Regions from separate parts of the Homo sapiens genome. Here region 1 is linked to region 2. Evidence: read pairs that join two places in POLR2A ChIA-PET (ENCODE). Cell type or tissue: Caco-2. All regions are shown on one strand. Region 1 overlaps TCF3 (transcription factor 3). Region 2 overlaps ONECUT3 (one cut homeobox 3).

Region 1 (2,500 bases), 140 kb after region 2:
ATAGGTGTAATTATTACCGTATTTTACTGGTAAAGAAGCTGAAACTTAGAGAGTTTAGTAACCATTGCGCTAATTTTTTGTATTTTTAGTAGAGGCAGGGTTTCACCGTGTTAGCCAGGACAGTCTCGGTCTCCTGACCTGGTGATCCTCCCGCCTCGGCCTCCCAAAGTGCTGGGATTACAGGCATGAGCCACCGAGCCCGGCCTCATTTGGCTGTTTGATAATGTTTGTAGGCGCCTGTCTGTCCACCCGTGCCAAAAGTGCTGGGATTCCAGGCCTGACCCTCTGCGCCTGGCCCCGTTCGGCTCTTTGATAACGTTTGGAGGCGCCTGTCTTTCCACCTGCGCAGGGAGGCTGAGGGCGCCGCGGTCCTCAATGCGCCAACTTTTAGGTGGTTTCTTTGTTCTTGACTCGGCTGCCCTGTGCATTTTCTCTCTCTCGTTGATTTTTCTTCTGGAGAATCTGCTTCATTGGCAAATCGATATTGATCAATTGATCAATTTTCCTCTTTATCGGCATTTCTTCTCTTTCTAAAGTTTTTGGTGACTTTCAGATCACAGGCCCCTTTTGCTGACTTCTGCCCTCTTCTGTTCCATCAGTGTGGTGTTGAGGGTTCCACCCCGTGAACCCCATCCCATTGGTTTCCATAATGCATGTTTTTCTCATATTACTGACATTTGTTCCTTTTTTTTTTTTTTTTTTTTTTTCCTAATTTCCTCTTCAGGTCAGGTTGCTTCAGAGGTTTCTGAGTTCCAAGTTGGAGGTCCTTTCTTGATTTCTAGATCTCCAGTGCCAAAACTCAGCTTTGGCTTAAACGGTAGCTACTGTTTGGAGGACGCAGAGCTCCTCTGCCGAGGCTGAAACATGGATTATTTTTGTCCTTCTTTGTGAGTACTTGAGGGATAGTTGGATGTGGAGCTGCGAGGCCTTTGAACCATATTTAGATTTTTAATCTGTTTAATGTCAGGCTGAGAGCAGCGCCATCCCCCTCTGTTCTGTTTGTCGGTTTCTCTGTTGACGTATTTAGATGCCAGGATTGTGGGCTTGTGTGGGCTGAGACAGTGGGATTTCGTTGTGGGTCGAGCCATTGTCAACAACAAAAAAATCCGTTCCTTGGCTGGTGGTGGTGGCTCATGCCTGTAATCCCAGCACTTTGGGAGGCCAAGGCAGGTGGATCTTCTGAGGTCAGGAGTTCAAGACCAGCCTGGCCCACAGGGCGAAACTCCATCTCTACTAAAATATAAAAAATTAGCCAGGCATGGTAGCAGGTGCCTGCAATCCCAGCTGCTCGGGAGGCTGAGGCAGGAGAATCACTTGAACCTGGGAGGCAGAGGTTGCAGTGAGCTGAGATCGCGCCACCGCACTCCACCCTGGGCGACACAGCGAGACTCTGTCTCAGAAAAAGAAACCTCCCTTGAATTGAAACTTCGATATGAAGGTTGCAACCCTTCCTTTTTGTTGGTGTGGCTTGGCAGATCTTTGTGCTCCTGGTTGTATCTCCTGAGTCGCTTGTTTCAAAACTGTCTTTGGTCGGCACCGTGTTTTCAGATTAAAGACGTTAAGCACCCGTCCATCTTCGTTCTCAGCTTTTCCTTCCATCGTCTTATTTTGTTTTTCCATCTGTGTGCTCCCAACTCCGGATTGCTTCCCCCGGTGTGTGTTTTCTGAAGCTCTGTACCGCTTTGCGGCTCTGCCAGTGGTTCTTTTCTAGTTTTGAATAACACGTTTAAGGCCGTGATTGAATAGCGGTTAGTATTCTGCGTTGTGAAGAACACGTTTAAACACGCCGTTTCTCGCGCTCTCAACGTCCGAAGTGAAATCGCATCTGCCCCCTTCTGTGAGAAGGTGAAAATTGAGCCTGTATATTTCTCTTCCCTGCTGGTATTTGCTACCAATAAATTGCTACTTTTAAAAAACATTGTCCGAGGCCAGCGGATCATGAGGTCAGGAGATCGAGACCATCCTGGTTAACACGGTGAAATGCCGTATCTGTTAAAAATACAAAAAAATTAGCCGGGCGCGGTGGTGGGCGCCTGTAGTCCAGCCTGGGCGACAGAGCCAGACTCAGTCTCAAACAAACAAACAAAAAAAACAAAAAAACATTGTATCTGTTCATAATTGTGTATTTGCATCTTACTAGGAAACATTTGTATCATTAAATAGTGACTTTGCTACTTACTGTGAGGGCTTGAGCAAATGGCATCTATCTTTTGCGTCAGTTTCCTTATCTGTAGGGTAGGGGTAATGTAGCCACTGCAAGGATTCAGTGAAATGAGAGAGAACTCACAAAGTGCCCCCAGAGGGCTTTCCTTGTGTGCCTGTCTTGTTACGGCTTCTAGGAATCTCTTGATTCGTAATTAAATGTGCTCACTGTCTACTTCATTCCATAGAACCCCCAGGCTCTGCCATTTCTTTGAGGATCCATGGGGCTTACAGGCTTAAGACAGTCTTCTCGTTTTTTAGGGTAAATCATTGAACTTCTTGAACTTCATCCTTTTTG
Region 2 (2,500 bases):
CACCTTCATTCACTGGGGCCTCCGTTCACTTTAGACTCCAGAAAGCAATGAGCAGTGATGTCACAGAAGCAGGTCCTGACAAGGTGTGCATCTTGGGGCTTGGTTGACTCAAAGGCGCCAAGCTTTTCCTTCTAAGGCGCCAAGCTTTTCTTTCTGATTCTTTTTTTTTTTTTTTTTTTGAGACGGAGTCTCACTCTGTCGCCCAGGCTGGAGTGCAGTGGCGCGATCTCGGCTCACTGCAAGCTCCACCTTCCGGGTTCACAGCATTCTCCTGCCTCAGCCTCCTGAGTAGCTGGGAATACAGGCGCCCACCACCATGCCTGGCTAATTTTTTGTATTTTTTAGTAGAGACGGGGTTTCACCGTGTTAGCCAGGATGGTCTTGATCTCCTGACCTCGTGATCCGCCTGCCTTGGCCTCCCAAAGTGCTGGGATTACAGGTGTGAGCCACCGCGCCTGGCCTCTTTCTGATTCTTACCATTCCCTGTGGGTGGTGGACTTGTGTGGGTGGTGGAGTTGTGTGGATTGTGGAGGCTCAGAGCTGGCCACTGGCCCAGGAAGAAGACGGGACTCAGAGCAGAGAGGGGCGAGCTGGGTGGAAGCAAAGTCCGTCTTCCCTGCACTCCGGTCCTCCCTCCCCAGCCTCGAGGTGGGCGAGTTCCATTCCCGCCCCCTATCTGTGCCCGACCCGTCAGCTAACACACACGCCCAGGTGAGTGACTAGAAAATAATTTATTGAAGAAAAACAAATCAACAAACCCAGCACAGCAATGGTTAACAATGACGAGATTTTTTTTTTTTTTTAGCTTTTAAGCCTGTCGCCCAAGGGTGAAGGTGGAAAAGGGCTTCTCTCCCCTGTCCCTGGAGGGGAGGGGACTTTGGAGGGTCCAAGTGGTGTCTCCCCTGAAAGCAGCCCTCAGTTCCAGTCTATTCAAAACACTCAAGGCCGCAGGGCCTCCTGGCTCTTCCGTCACCCCCGGCTGAGCTCATTCCACCAAAACCAGCCCCTGCGTGGTCTGACAGGGCCACGAGGAGGAGCCCCAGGAGTCTACTGGCCTGATTTTGCTTAAACCGCTTGGGGCAGAGAATGTGAAATGGCCCAAGCTCCTGCTGGTGCAAGGAGCATCCTGGCCCCGGCATCATTTCAGATTTGAGGTCAGCTGAGCCCTCAGCCCCAGGCCCAGCCCTCCAGACCAGGGCTTGCTGCTTTATGGGGTGAGAAGCACCCCGTTTAGCTACCCCGCCCCCCCCTACTGGGGCCTGTCCCAAAAGCGGCCCCTCTCATCTCTCCCCTGCCGCCCTCTCCTCCAGCCTCTGTTCCCAAGCTGGCACATCTGTGCCCCTTTCCACCTCCAGGGACTATCTGGGGATGGCTCAGGGACGTGGCCTCATGGCACAAGAGGAGTCAGAGGCAGAGGACATTGTCCCAGAGCCCCCTTTGATGATTTTGGGGAGTCCTCTGTTCTGTAGGCTCCGAAAGTGGGCTGGGAGGGAGGGGTCTCTGCAGGCGTACACCCCCTGCCTCCCGGGCTGGACAGAAAGGCGGACTCATGCCCAGCCCAGGGAGGGAGGCCGAGGCTGTCTGGGTGGAGGTGGGGGGGGAGGGGGTGCTGGTGCCTGCTGTTGGGGCCCTCAGGAGGGTCCTTCAGATCTCAGGAAGTTGGGGCACACTCCCGTCCCCCACCACCCTGGGCAACAAGACAAGAATAGGCTGATTGTCTGTCTCCTCTGAACAAGACACTTGGGAATTCATGCTAGAGTGAAAGCAACCGGGTGATGGGGGGTTGGGGGGGTCTAAGATATCGATGACACCAGAGTGCCCCCAAGAACCAGGAACTGAGGGGGGGACGCTCGGTGGCTCCCGCCTGGCTGGGGCAGGCAGGTGGCATCTCGGGTGGAGATGGACAGGCAGGTGGAGGAGACCCGGCTACTGAGGCTCTGTTCCCGCCCCCTCTACCTGGGGCCCCGTCCACCTGTCCCGGCTGGACACAGTTCCTTAGAAAGGAGGAAAGAAACAGTAACGAAAAACCACTGAACAGCACCGATCAGGCACCAGACACACAGATGCGACACGGAACCGGGCCACGCCCCCCGCCCCCCACCCTGACCACTTTATTACAATTAGCGTCAAGAAAGAGTACATTAGTCATGCACCAACTCAAATTCCATTTTGTCTTTTTTTTTTGCATTTTTCTTCCTTTTTTTTTCTTAAATTACATTTGAACACAGAACACAGAGAATAATAAATACTCTTATAAGACATGACTCCAGAAAACAAGAAACAGAACAAGCCAGAGAACAGAAAGGTATACCTCTGCCTCTCTCTCTCCCTCTCCCTCTCTCTCCCTCTCTCTCTCTCTTGCGCTCGCTCTCTCTCTCTCTTCCTTTCTTTCCTAAAGGACTCATTTAAATAAGAAATCTGTAAACGCCACTGGTCCTTTCTGCCGCAGTCTCTCTCGCGATCACGCTCCCTCTAACTTTCCCTCTGGTCTCCAGCCCTG

The links. ChIA-PET counts read pairs that join two places held together with the same protein. Peaks named below come from ENCODE experiments on the same cell type or tissue, not always from the same donor. Only the 100,000 strongest peaks of a DNase experiment are listed, where the experiment ranks them.
Region 1: POLR2A ChIA-PET joins it to region 2 with 7 read pairs; 3 of 35 experiments call an interaction of 5 or more read pairs at or near these places.

Annotation. Positions count from the first base shown.
Region 1 is chr19:1,637,959-1,640,458 of GRCh38, reverse strand. All of the region lies in intron 3 of TCF3 (transcription factor 3), which reads left to right. Among named protein-coding and RNA genes, the nearest start is that of TCF3, 13 kb to the left of the region's middle. In Caco-2, no CTCF peak of the experiment used is centred here; no DNase peak of the experiment used is centred here.
Region 2 is chr19:1,779,277-1,781,776 of GRCh38, reverse strand. ONECUT3 (one cut homeobox 3) reads right to left here. Exons shown (of 2, transcript NM_001080488.2): 2 at 789-2,500. Among named protein-coding and RNA genes, the nearest start is that of ONECUT3, 27 kb to the right of the region's middle. In Caco-2, no CTCF peak of the experiment used is centred here; a DNase peak (open chromatin) is centred at 1,019.